Linked DNA regions of Homo sapiens: region 1 is linked to region 2. A link is a contact called in ENCODE POLR2A ChIA-PET data. All regions are on one chromosome and are shown on one strand. Each heading gives the region's core, a stretch centred on a gene start or an enhancer-like site at or near the end of the contact. The rest is flanking DNA. Distances are from core to core; before and after follow the strand shown.

What was found. ChIA-PET counts read pairs that join two places held with the same protein, here RNA polymerase II (POLR2A).
Region 1: POLR2A ChIA-PET joins it to region 2 with 14 read pairs in PC-3. The contact joins two enhancer-like sites. POLR2A ChIA-PET finds 5 or more read pairs at or near these places in 5 of 52 experiments (H1, HEK293T, OCI-LY7 and 2 more).

Annotation. Positions count from the first base shown.
Region 1 is chr9:128,925,863-128,933,118 of GRCh38, reverse strand. It overlaps PHYHD1 (phytanoyl-CoA dioxygenase domain containing 1), which reads right to left. Exons shown (of 13, transcript NM_001100876.2): 4 at 5,923-6,081. Among named protein-coding and RNA genes, the nearest start is that of PHYHD1, 8.5 kb to the right of the region's middle. RefSeq lists a silencer at 1,515-1,809. Within about 2 kb of position 5,043, at least 5 of the 41 ENCODE cell types and tissues checked have a DNase peak (open chromatin) inside an H3K27ac peak, as active enhancers do.
Region 2 is chr9:128,984,244-128,990,874 of GRCh38, reverse strand. It overlaps NUP188 (nucleoporin 188), which reads right to left. Exons shown (of 44, transcript NM_015354.3): 20 at 5,861-5,975; 21 at 4,197-4,317; 22 at 4,000-4,066; 23 at 3,158-3,286; 24 at 2,689-2,828; 25 at 649-755. Among named protein-coding and RNA genes, the nearest start is that of NUP188, 40 kb to the right of the region's middle. Within about 2 kb of position 2,799, at least 6 of the 41 ENCODE cell types and tissues checked have a DNase peak (open chromatin) inside an H3K27ac peak, as active enhancers do.

The DNA of each region.
Region 1 (7,256 bases), core at 3,794-6,293, 60 kb after region 2:
AGCACTTTGGGAGGCCGAGGTGGGCGGATCACGAGGTCAGGAGATCGAGACCATCCTGGCTAACATGGTGAAATCCCCGTCTCTACTAAAAAAAATACAAAAAATTAGCCGGGCATGGTGGCAGGCACCTGTAGTCCCAGCTACTCCGGAGGCTGAGACAGGAGAATGGCGTGAACCCGGGAGGCAGAGCTTGCAGTGAGCCAAGATTGGGCCACTGCACTCTGGCCTAGGCAACAGAGCAAGACTCTGTCTCAAAAAATAAATAAATAAATAAATAAATAAATAAATAAATAAATAAGGAATAATAATAGAACTGACCAACCAGGCACTGTGGCTCACACCTGTAATCCCAGCACTTTGGGAGGCTGAGGCAGGCGGATCACGAGATCAGGAGTTCAAGACCAACCTGGCAAACATAGTGAAACCCCGTCTCTACTAAAAATACAAAAAATTGCTGGGTGCAGTGGCTCACACCTGTAATCCCAGCACTTTGGGAGGCCAAGGAGGGCAGACCACCTGAGGTCAGGAGTTCAAGAGCAGCCTGACCTACGTGGAGAAACCCCATTTCTACTAAAATTACAAAATTAGCCGGGCATGGTGGCGCATGCCTGTAATCCCAGTTACTCGGGAGGCTGAGGTAGGAGAATTGCTTGAACCTGGGAGGCGGAGGTTGCGGTGAGCCAAGATCGTGCCATTGCACTCCACCCTGGGCAACAAGAGCGAAATTCCATCTCAAGAAAAAATAAAAATAAAAACAAAAGTACAAAAAATTAGCCGAGTGTGGTGGTGGGCACCTGTTGTAATCCCAACTACTCAGGAGGCTGAGGCAGGAGAATCGCTTGAACCCAGGAGGCAGAGGTTGCAGTGAGCTGAGATTGTGCCATTGCACTCCAACCCGGGTGACAGTGCGAGACTCCATCTCAAAAAAAAAAAATAATAATAATAATAACAATAATAATAATAATAATAGAACTGACTTCCCCAGGCCGGGTGCGGTGGCTCATGCCTTTAATCTCAGCACTCTGGGAGGCTGAGGTGGGCAGATCACCCGAGGTCAGGAGTTTGAGACCAGCCTGACCAATATGATGAGACCCCATCTCTACTAAAAATGCAAAAATTAGCCGGGCGTGGTAGCATGCACCTGTAATCCCAGCTACTTGGGAGGCTGAGATGGGAGAATTGCTTGAACCCAGGAGGTGGAGGTTGCAATGAGCCAAGATCGCACCATTGCACTCCAGTCTGGGCAACAAGAGCAAAACTCCATCTCAAAAAGAAAGAAAGAAAGAAAGAAAGGCCGGGCGAGGTGGCTCACGCCTGTAATCCCAGCACTTTGGGAGGCTGAGGCGGACGGATCACGAGGTCAGGAGATCGAGACCATCTTGGCTAACACGGTGAAACCCTGTCTCTACTAAACAAAATACAAAAAATTAGCCGGGTGTGGTGGCGGGCGCCTGTAGTCTCAGCTACTCCAGAGGCTGAGGCAGGAGAATGGCGTGAGCCCAGGAGGCGGAGCTTGCAGTGAGCCGAGATCGCGCCACTGCACTCCAGCTTGGGTGACAGAGCGAGACTCCGTCTCAAAAAAAAAAGAAAAAGAAAAACAAAAAACTGACCTCCTCAATTCTTGGAGGCTTCAGCCAGAGGCTGAATCTTATAGCAGTTAGGACACAGATTCTGGAGCTGAAATCCTTGGGTTTAAATCCTGGCTCTAGGATGGGTGCTGTGGCTCATGCTTGTAATCCTAGCACTTTGGGAGGCCAAGGCGGGTGGATCACCTAAGGTCAGGAGTTCGAGACAGCCTGGCCAACATGGTGAAACCACGTCTCTAATAAAAATCCAAAAATTAGCAGGACGTGGTGGCACACGCCTGTAATCCCAGCTACTCTGGAGGCTGAGGAAGGAGAATCACTTGAATCCAGGAGGTGGAGATTGCAGTGAGCTGAGATCACGCCACTGCACTCCAGCCTGCATGACAGGAGCGAAAATATATCTCAAACAAAACAAAAAAATCCTGGCTCTATTGCAGTGGTCTGGAACCAAACCTGAATTATCTCTGAGACATGCCTGTACATGTGTTATCTTACTCAGCCTCCCAAAACCCAGAGAGGTAGGGTCTACTATAATCTCCATTTTATAGAAGAAGAAATTGAGGTGCCTTTTTTTTTTTTTTTTTGAGACAGAGTCTCGCTCTGTCGCCCAGGCTGGAGTGCAGTGACCCAATCTCGGCTCACTGCAAGCTCCGCCTCCCGGGTTCACGCCATTCTTCTGCCTCAGCCTCCCGAGTAGCTGGGACTACAGGTGCCCGCCACCACACCCAGCTAATTTTTTGTATTTTTAGTAGAGATGGGGTTTCACTGTGTTAGCCAGGATGGTCTCGATCTCCTGACCTTGTGATCCCCCCGCCTCGGCCTCCCAAAGTGCTGGGGTTACAGGCGTAAGCCACTGCACCCGGCCGAGGTGCTTTTTTTGTTTGTTTTTTTCTTTTTTTTTTTGAGACGGAGGTTCACTCTTGCCCAGGCTGGAGTGCATTAGCGCGATCTTGGCTCACCTCAACCTCCATGTTGGTCAGGCTGGTCTTGAACTCCTGACCTCAGGTGATCTGCCCACCTCAGCCTCCCAAAGTGCTGGGATTACAGGCATGAGCCACCATGCCAGGGTTTGTTTTTTTTTTTTTAAAAAGACAGTGTCTCATTTTGTTGGCCAGGCTGGAGTGAATGGTGCAATGGGATCACGGCTCACTGTAGCCTTGACTTCCTGAGCTCAGGTGATCCTTCCACCTCAGCCTCCTAAGTAGCTAGAACTACAAGTTCACACCACCATGCCTAATTTTTTTTTTTTTTTTGAGACAGGGTTTCACTCTGTCCCCCAGGCTGGAGTCCAGTGGCGCAATCTTGGCTCACTGCAACCTCCATCTCCTGGGTTCAAGCTATCCTCCTGTCTCAGCCTCCCAAGTAGCCAGGATTACACACGTGCATCACCACTCTCAACTAATTTTCTTGGATTTTTGGTAGAGATGGGGTTTTGCCATGTTGCTCAGGCTGGTGTTGAACTCCTGGGCTCAAATGATCTGCCTGCCTTGGCCTCCCAAAGTGCTGGGATTACGGGTATGAGCCACCATGCCCGGCCACGACTAATTTTTTTTTTTTTTGTATTTTTTGTAGAGACAGGGTTTCACCATGTTGCCCAGGCTGGTCTCAAACTCCTGAGCTCAAGTGATTTGTCCACTGCCTTGGCCTTGCAAAGTGCTAGGATTATAGGCTTGAGCCACCATGCCTGGATGGTAAAAATATTAAAGGTAATGATGCTAAGCATATGTCAAATATTTTACTGAATTCGTTATTTCATGAGGGAACCAGTAAGATGTTACAACTGGTTCAAAGGAGAATTCCAAGAATTACACACACACGTATGTAGATACTAAGGAAACTGAAATGAATTTTTTTTTTTTTGAGATAGAATCTCGCTCTGTCACCCAGGCTGGAGTGCAGTGGCACAATCTCAGCTCACTGCAAACTCTCCCTTCAGGGTTCAGGCGATTCTCCTGCCTCAGCCACCCAAGTAGCTGGGACCGCCGGCGCCTGCCACCATGCCCAGCTAATTTTTGTATTTTTGGTAGAGACCGGGTTTCACCATGTTCCCTAGGCTAGTCTTGAACCCTTGACCTCCAGCGATCTGCCTGTTTCAGCCTCCCAAAGTGCTGGGATTACAGGTATAAGCCACCACTCCTGGCCCTTGAAATGAATTTAGAGATAGATGCAAACTGTTTTTTGTTTTGTTTTGTTTTTTTGAGACAGGGTCTTTCTTTATCACCCACCCAGACTGGAGTGCAGTGGCATGATTATAGCTCACTGCAGCCTCAACCTCCTGGCCCCAAGTGATCCTTCTGCCTCAGCCTCCCATGTAGCTGGGACCACAGGCATATACCACCATGCCCAGCTAATTTAAAAAAATTTTTTTGTAGAGACAGGTCTCACTTTGTTGACCAGGCTGTTTGCGAATTCCTGGGCTCAAGCGATCCTCCCTGCTTGGCCTCCCAAACTGCTGGGATTACAGGCATGAGCCACCACACCCAGCTGCCCAACTGTTCTATCCACAGGGCAATAATTGCATTCCCCAGGACCCAGTTCATGGTAACGTGATTGGAACAGAGTGGTACTGACCCCCTACTTGGACAAGTATCATGTGCATTATTATCAGTTTTATCCAACTTACAGTGTTGTAAAATAACTCAAACAAGGAAAGCTGGAGGTAACCCAAGAAAATGAAACAGGACGCCCACTGATCTTTTTTTTTCTCACAGTATCAAGAGTGAATATTGAGGATGTTACTGAGTGCTGGGCACCATGCCAAGCTCTTTTCTTTGCATGCATTATAAACCAAGATATATCAGTTTTTTGTTTTTGTTTTTGTTTTTTTTTGAGACAGGATTCTTGCTCTGTTGCCCAGGCTGGAGTGCAGTGGCATGATCTTGGCCCACTGCAACCTCCACTTCCTGGGTTCAAGCGATTCTCCTGTCTCAGCCTCCCAAGTAGCTGGGATTACAGGTATGCATCACCTGGCCCAGCTAATTTTTGTATTTTTAGTAGAAACAGGGTTTCACCATGTTGGCCAGGCTAGTCTCAAACTCCTGACCTCAGATGATCCACCCACCTCGGCCTCCCAAAGTGCTGGGATTACAGGCGTGAGTCACTGCGCCCGGCCAATATATCAGCTTTATTCTCACTTTCTTCCCACCCCACAACCCATTAGTCTCTGAAGGCAGCTTGGAGGGCACAGGATTCGGCCCTTCTTACTCCTAGGAACCCTTGAGTGGCCTGCCTGTCTCTGGCTGCAGGAGCTGTCTCTGCTTCCCCCAGTATCCCCCCGAATGGAAGGCAGCTGTGCAGCAAATGAGACCAGCTTTTTGGAAGAAACTGTCATTCCTTAACTGGTTCTTTTTCCTTCTCAAGACCCCATTCTTCCCATTCCCTGGGATGGCTTCCGGCTGTTGTATTTCTGCTAATGCCCACCAGATGGCAGGTGCTCCTCGGCGTGAGTGCCAGGATCTCACCTGGCCCAGGCGCAAGCAGGCTCATAATAAACTCTGACTAGGAAGGGTCAAGAGAACGGTGTGGGAGACCCCAGAGTCTTCAATTTACCCATTGCAAACTGTACTGGGTCCTATCATGTGACCTATTCGGTCACTGGGGGGAGAAAATCTGAGTTCCTAGTCTCATGGGGGATAGTTACACAGGTGGGGGTCATCCAGACCACTGTGCTCATTCCAGGTGGCTGGCCACAAAGTGGCCTTCGGTGACCAGAGAACAGCCGGAAAACAGAAAGTAAAGCCAAGCTGGGAACAGCAGGGACTTGGTATCAGACAGATCTGGGTTGAAATCCTGACTCTGTCCACTACTAACTGTGTGGCTTGGGGCAAGTGATCTGAACCTAATTTTCCCCAACTGTCTAATGGGGGGATAATAATAGCCTGTAATTTCAGCACTTTGGGAGACTGAGGCTGGTGGATCACCTGGAGATCAGGAGTTCAAGACCAGCCTGACCAACATGATGAAACCCTGTCTCTACTAAAAATACAAAAATTAGCCGGGCCTGGTGGCGCATGCCTGTAAGTGCAGCTACTCAGGAGGCTGAGGCAGGAGAATCACTTGAACCCGGGAGGCGGAGGTTGCAGTGAGCTGAGATCGCGCCACTGAATTCCAGACTGAGCAACAGAGTGAGATTCTGTTTTAAAAGAAAAAAGAAAAAAAAAAAGGACAATAAAGCCTACTTGATAACTTCCCAGTGAGGAGCGAGGGAAAGGTGTGTAAGGGGCTTGGCCTGACACCCTGGAGCCTTGGGATCCTCCCTTCCACGATGCTGCTCTGGCCGGGGACCAAGCCCTCCCTCAAAAGCCACATCCCATCCTCATGTGCCCCAGACACCTACCTGGGCTCGAAGCTGCTCCTCTTCCTGGGTGGAGAATTCTGTGCGGCAGTGGAGAGGAACATCCATTTCAGCCACTATCTCGCCAATCCTTTGTTGCATGGCCACACACTCTTCCGCAGACAAGAATCCTTCCAGCACCAGGAATCCATCCTGTTGGAACTGCAGGCAGGCTTGAGACTCAGGCTTCCCCAGTCTGCAAATGCTCCTGTCTGACCCTTCCCTCAACCTTGCAGCTGTGTGAAGGTGGGACCAGGTATCTTGTTTGCTGCCCTGTCCCCAACCCCAGGCATGGAGTCTGGCACCCAGCAAAGAGCAATCAATATTGGCTGCTTGAATGGAAGAACAAGTAGTGAGGCCGGGTGCAGTGGCTCATGCCTCTAATCCCAGCACTTTGAGAGGCTGAGGCGGGCAATAACTTGAGGTCATGAGTTTGAGACCATCCTGGCTGGTCTCAAACCAGCCAGGGCATGGTTAGCTGGGCATGGTGGTGCATGCCTGTAGTCCCAGCTACTTGGGAGGCTGAGGCAGGAGAATCACTTGAACCCAGGAGGCGGAGGTTGCAGTGAGCCGAGATCTCACCACTGCACTCCAGCCTGAGCAACAGATGAGACTCCACCTCGAAAAAAAAAAAAAAAAAAGAAAGAAAAAGAAAAAGGAAGCTGGGCACAGTGGCTCACGCCTGTAATCCCAGCACTTTGGGAGGATCACTTAAGGTCGGGAGTTCCAGACCAGCCTGACCAACATGGTGAAACCCCATCTCTACTAAAAATACAAAAACTTGGCCAGGTGTGGTGGCGCATGCCTGTGTAATCCCAGCTCCTCGGGAGGCTGAGGCAGGAGAATAGCTTGGAGGCAGGAGAATAGCTTGAACCCAGGAGGTGGAGGTTGCAGTGAGCCGAGATCATGCCATTGCATTCCAGCCTGGGCAACAAAAGCGAAACTCCGTCTCAAAAAAAGAAAAGAAAAAGGAGCGGCAAGGGAAAGTTGTCCCTGCCCTTCCCCTCCAGGCTTGGGTCACCTGGAAACACAACCTTATTCATGTATTCAGCCAATATTGATTGAGCATCTACTGTGTCTGAGACACGGTTTTAGGAGCTAAAAGTATGGCTATAAGCAAGCCAGCCATGATGCCTGCCCTCATGGTGTCTACAGTCTAGTGAAAGAGACCGGCATTACACTAACCACACAGGTAAATTTACTGTCACAAACTTCGTGCCAGAGAGAGAGGATGAGTGTGAGTGCTGAAGGCAGAAGCAGCTAGCGTAAGCTGGCTGGGAAGGAGAAGGGTCTGGGAGCAGCAGCGCTGAGGGAGTGACATTTCAAGAGGGGACCAG
Region 2 (6,631 bases), core at 1,550-4,049:
GCTAATTTTTGAGATGGAGTCTTGCTCTGTCACCCAGGCTGGAGTGCAGTGGCGCGATCTCAGCTCACTGCAAGTTCCGCCTCCCTAGTGCATGCCATTCTCCTGCCTCAGCCTCCCAATTAGCTGGGACTACAGGCGCCTGCCATAATGCCTGGCTAATTTTTTGTATTTTTCAGTAGAGAAGGGGTTTCACCGTATTAGCCAGGATGGTCTTGATCTCCTGACTCTGTGATACACCCGCCTCGGCCTCCCAAAGTGCTGGGATTACAGGCGTGAGCCACCATGCCCGGCCCCCTAATTTTTGTATTTTTAGGAGAGATAGGGTTTCACCATCTTGGCCAGGTTGGTCTTGAACTCCTGACCTTGTGATCTACCCACCTCAGCCTCCCAAAGTGCTGGAATTACAGGCATGAGCCACCGCACGCAGCCTTTTCTCCTTTTTTCTATATTAGAGATGGGGTCTCACTATGTGGCCCAGGCTGGTCTTGAACTCCTGGGCTCAAATGATCCTCCCACCTTGGCCTCCCAAAGTGCTGGAATTATATACAGGCGTTAAGCCGCTGCACGTGGCCTGAGCATGTCTTTTGTAATCAGGGGGAAAAAAACACCCTCATATAAACAGTGTGTGTGCATGAAGTACGATCCTACCGTGGCCAGACGTTTCAGCAGCTGAATGGCAAGACGTGGCAAAGCAGGGTCATGTTTGTGGTAGATGTATTTGGCTAGAACAGCAATGAGGTTGTTTCCATGAGCACCTAAAGCAGCACAGGAAACAGTTTAGATATCAAGTGTGCCTAATTCAAGTCCTTAGAGCACTGACTGTTCAAAAAAGACCCACAGTGTGTATGTGAAGGAATTTACCCTCAAGTACTTGGAGGGCCACAGCAAACCTAGGTGGCTGTATCCTTCTCTTGATTGAGGAGCAAAAGAATAGTCAGAATTTGGGGATAAACAGTTCAACCCAACTCATCGACAGCAAAGATACATTTTGAATAAAATAGGTGCTTATTTTATTAATTTTTATTTATTTATTAATTTTTTTTGAGACAGAGTCTCACTCAGTCACCCAGGCTGAAGTGCAGTGGCACGATCTCGACTCACTGCACCTCCACCTCCCAGGTTCAAGCAATTCTCCTGCCTCAGCCTCCTGAGTAGCTGGGATTACTGGCGTGCACCACCACGTCCAGCTAATTTTTAAAATTTTTAATAGAGACAGGGTTTCACCATGTTGGCCAGGCTGGTCTTGAACCCGACCTCAAGTGATCCACCCACCTCGGCCTCCCAAAGTGCTAGGATTACAGGCACCCACCACCATACCCAGCTAACTTTTGTATTTTTAGTAGAGATGGGGTTTCACTGTGTTGGCCAGGCTGGTCTCAAACTCCTGACCTCGTGATCCGCCCACCTCGGCCTCCCAAAGTGCTGGGATTAAAAGCGTGAGCCACTGCACCCAGCCTATCTTTTTTTCTTTTTGAGAGAGGGTTTCACTATGTTGTCCAAGCTGGAGTGCAGTGGCAAAATCATGGCTCACTGCAGCTTTGACCTGCCAAGCTTCAAACAATCCCCCAACCTCAGCCTCCTGAGTAGCTGGGACCACAGGCATATGCCACCAGGCCCAGCTACTTTTTTTTGTTTGTTTTGGTATAGATGGAGGTCTCCTTATTTTGCCCAAGCTGGTCTCGAACTCCTGGACTCAAAGTATCCTCCCCAGCCTCACCGTCCCAAAGTGCTGGGATTACAGACGTGAGCCACCATGCCCAGCCCTTTATTATAATCTTATTAGGAAGATACTACAGGCATCCATAATCTGAAAACCTCAAATTAGAGCACGGTGGCTCATGCCTGTAATCCCAGCACTTTGGGAGGCCAAAGAGGGCAAGTCACCTGAGGTCAGGAGTTCGAGACCAGCCTGGCCAACATAGCGAAAGCTCGTCTCTACCAAACAGAACAAAACAACAAAATAAAACAAAACAAAACAAAAATTAGCCGGGCGTGGGACAGATGCCTGTAATCCCAGCTACTCGGGAAGCTGAGGCAGGAGGATTGCTTAAACCCAGGAGGCAGATGCTGCAGTAAGCCGAGATTGCGCCACTGCACTCCAGCCTGGGCAACAGAGCTAGACTGTCTCAAAAAAAAAAAAAAAAAAAAAAAAAAATTAAAAAATTAAAAAAAATCTGGAATGTGTCAAAATCTCTAACTATAGCTCAAAGGAAATGCTCACTGGAACATTTTGGATTTATGCTAAACTGGTAAGTATACTGCAACTATTCCAAAATATGAAAAAAAAATCTGAAACCCAAAACACTTCTGGTCCCAAGCATTTCAGATAAGGGATACTCAACCTGTACCATTATCCCCATTTTACAGATGAGAAATCAGAGGCAGAGTTGTTTAATAACGTACCCAAGGTCACACAGTTGATTGGATACAAAATTTGAACCAAGGCAGTCTGACTTCAAATCTGCATTCTTAACTATTATTCTATCATCAATAGGAGGCAGAAATAAAGTACCATCTAGTCCTTTTGTTTCCAATTTCAGGAAAGGAGCTGGTAATCATTCCCAAACTTCCTCAAGAAGCAGAAAATACTGTTGACATCCAAAAACACTGCCTAAGATACGTATTTATGAGCAAAAATGACTGGAAGAGAAATACATACCATGTTGTGACTGGAAGAGAAATACATACCATGTTGTGAGAGAGCCTGTTCCAGGGGGGACACCACATTAGAAGGAGGTTTCAGCCGAATAACATTGTTGGTGACGGAGAATGCCAGTTTCACTGTCTTGATCAGCAGCTGGCCCTGCCCCTGGCCCTCTGCCCCATCACTAGGGTGCCAAATGGAAACCAAAGATGATTCAGACAGTATGACTTCATTCGCAATATATGTGCTCTCATGAATTAGATTCCAACAATAATCCCAGAGTTCAACAGCTTCTGTTAGAGGCCCCAGTCCAAACTAGGAGAGAGGAGGAGTAATCAACTCCCTTTGCTATACGCCAATCTATACAGCAGCCACTAGGGTATGTAAAGGCTATGTCCTAGGAAGAACAATGTCGTCTTCTAAAAGCTACTGCAAGTTAACTTAAACTGGAGTTATTAGTAACATGCAGGCACAATAAAGACAGACAAAGGGAACGTGGAGAAGGAGCCCTACCTTCGAGGCTGAGCAGCCATCACCATGTCAATGGTGTCCACGCCAATGCCCATGATATTGATAACTGTCTGTCCTGCTTCTGTGTATGCCAGGCTGCAGATGCAGAGAAACTGCAGGCTGGGAGTATGACTGGAAGACAGAGGTATTCTGAGTTACCAGGGAGCCACTCAGTGTATCTTGGAAGGAAGGGCATTGTCCAATTAGGCTAGGGTGGCTAACCTAACCTACTGGACACTGGAGACCAGCTCTCTGCAAGCTGAAGGCACTCTGATCACTTTCCTGAAACAGACTTGATCACCTAAAGATCACCCTGAGAAGCAATCTAAATGTCCATCAAGTAACAGATACAGCTACTGAAAAGGATCATAATTAATCCATATGATGGAATGCATAGAACCATTAAAATAAGACATCTATAAGCAGTAGCATGGAAAGAAAGTTACAGTCAATACAGAAAGAGGAAAAAACCAAGAATACATAGTAACTGGCCCTGGGATGCAGATATATATGAAGAGTGTCTCGTCAGGAATGAACTTTTGTAACGATCATAAAGAATGATTAATATATTAGTGTATGTATACACATACACACACACACACACACACACACACACACACACACACACACACTCTCTCTCTCTCTCTCTCTCTCTCATTCCTACTTCTCTGTCCACAGTGAGAAATGATAAACAGGCCAATGGAAAGCAACTAACAACCTCAAGATTACTGAGTTCTGGGCTCAAGCAAGGTAAATTCTCTGGAAGAACTGAGACGGCTTTGCACAGCAAAAGCCCGTGTCTTGCCTTGGCGAGCACCAAGCTCTAGTAATCAACCCTTCATTACCTGCTGTGCAGGTCTGTCTCGTGGCACAGGTTCAGTATCGCATGAATCAGCTCCAAGATCAGGCAACCTGGACTCCAGAAAAGACAGAGGAATGATGTGGCCTTGTGAAATGACCCCTTATCTCAAGAAAGGGAAAGAAAAAAGCTCTCCAGTGGGGCCAGAAATCCCCAGGTCTTCCCTGCCCATGCTGTCCTTACCAATCTGTTCCCTCACTCCATGAGAGTTGTAGCGCCACTTATGGTAGCTGGGAAGCATCTCCTTCAGCACAAACATTACACAGGGTACAAGTCCTTGGCTCTGGGTACTACCAAGTTGCCCCTACAAGAAACCATGCAGTGAGGACTTCCGCACATTTAAGGAAAAGTCATTTAGTTACCTAGAGATTTAATTCCAAAACCATAGATAGGTCCAAAGGAAATCTAGGCAAACCTTGGTCATCAATGAAAAAAAAGAAACATCAAAAGTCCTACTTTATAGTTGAGCCCAAGTTGTGGGTCTTTTCTAGAATAGAAAAAGTGATGAAAGAGAATGTCACAAAAGGCACCAACACGAAGAAAAGGGATGCAGGCTAAATCTGGACAGAAGGGAGGCACCTTAAACATAAAGGATAGAGGATTGCTGATGATGAACAATGCCACTTCACTATCATGATTGCCAGCCGTCCCTAACCTCAATCCCATCACTGAAATACTAGAAAGGAGATCTGATATGCAAAAATCTGATACCCAATGATATCTGTTAACTGTAGCATCCTTCTACTAAAAATGGGGACTCTTTAGTTATATATAAATATCTATATATTCCTATCTCTATATGCAATCTTTTTTTTCGCCCCCAAGATGGAGTTTCACTCTTGGCACCTAGGCTGGAGTGCAATGGCGTGATCTCGACTCGCTGCAACCTCCGCCTCCCAGGTTCAAGCAATTCTCCTGCCTCAGCCCACTGAGTAGCTGGGATTACAGGCGTCCACCACCACGCCCAGCTAATTTTTGTATTTTTAGTAGAGATGAGGTTTCACCATGTTGGCCAGGCTGGTCTCAAACTCCTGATCAGCCTCAGGTGATCCATCCGCCTCGGCCTCCCAAAGTGCTGGGATTACAGGCATGAATCACTGCACCCAGCCTACAATCATTTCTTTTTAAGCATTCATTGATTCCTGCAGGCAGGAAGTATAGTTTTTTTCATGCATGACCCTCTTCTCAATCCCATGAGGTAGAGACCATATAGCATTCTGTTTTAGAGACTCTTAAGATATTCTTTACTTGCTCAAGGTCATGCAGCTAGTAAGCTGTCAACCTGAATGTAAACCTAATTCTGACTCCAAAATTTATGCTCTATGTCATTATTTATGCTCTATGTCAGTATTTTTCAAACCGAGTTGTAACCCATTAGTAGATTATGAGATCAGTCTATGGTCAAAATTCACTTAAATAGGGAGGAGACTGAATAGAAAATATCAGGGTACAACTTGTGTGGTAAGAATAAATGTTGTGAAATAAACTGTGAAATTTTGCTTCAGGAATATACACACATGTATATATACTGGGATATGATATTATCCCAGGTTACTGTCAAAATAGCTTGATAGTAACTGCAATACCCTTTTGGCCTCTTCCATTCTACTTCATAAACCTTCCAATCATTAAATAAATTCACATAATTAAGCACCTAATAGAGTACATAACTGGCACATACTAGGTACTCAATACATAGAAACTGTTGTCACTGTAACTTCAAGATGACTATTCTGCCTACAGACAAGAAGATTACAGCACCAGGGGCCAGGGAAACTATTTCAGAGTCATCTGACAAGACTGGACCTTTTCTTTTTCTGCCCTTTGTGAACAAAATCAGACTGTACCTTGACAAGGGTGGTGATCAAGCGCAGAAAGGCAATAGTAACCCCATACTCGCCCTGAGGCTGTTCACTGTTCATCAAGAGGTTTCCGTACCCTCCAGCATTCATCCCTTCCGCACTGGAAAAAGAAGTAGAGGGAAAAAAAATGATAGGGAAATTTCAAGGTTTCAAGAAACTAATCATAGAGCATTCTTGTTATAGTCTAGATGACTTGAATATAAAATAGAAAAGCTCTCCAGTGGAAATAATCCAATCAAGACAGTTCTGTACCCAGGGTAAACATTAAGAACATGTTTTATTGATGTAAAACCTAGATTGAAAGTAAAAAAATCAAAGGAACATCAGGGAAACATTTTTGTCAAGAGACAGCAAGGCGAGAATGCTCAGGTAGTAAGATGGAGCCTGTGTACTGGTAAGTGGTCTACTGGCTGAGCTCGAGAACCCATGAAATGAGAAAAAGTACAGAGTGATTGTGGCTTAATAACGGGACACCAAGTCCCTGAATCTAGAAACCTCTGGATTTTCTGGGCTGGAAAGTAAATGCTCACATACTAACGTGATTGATGTTGGATAAGAAATCTCTCTTGCTCTCGGCCGGGCACCATGGCTCATGCCTGTAATCCCAGCACTTTGGGAGGCCAAGGCAGGCGGATCAGTTGAGGTCAGGAGTTCGAGACCAGCCTGGCCAACACGGTGAAACACTATCTCTACCAAAAATGCAAAATTACCGGGGCGTGGTGGTGAATGCCTGTAATCCCAGCTACTTGGGAGGCT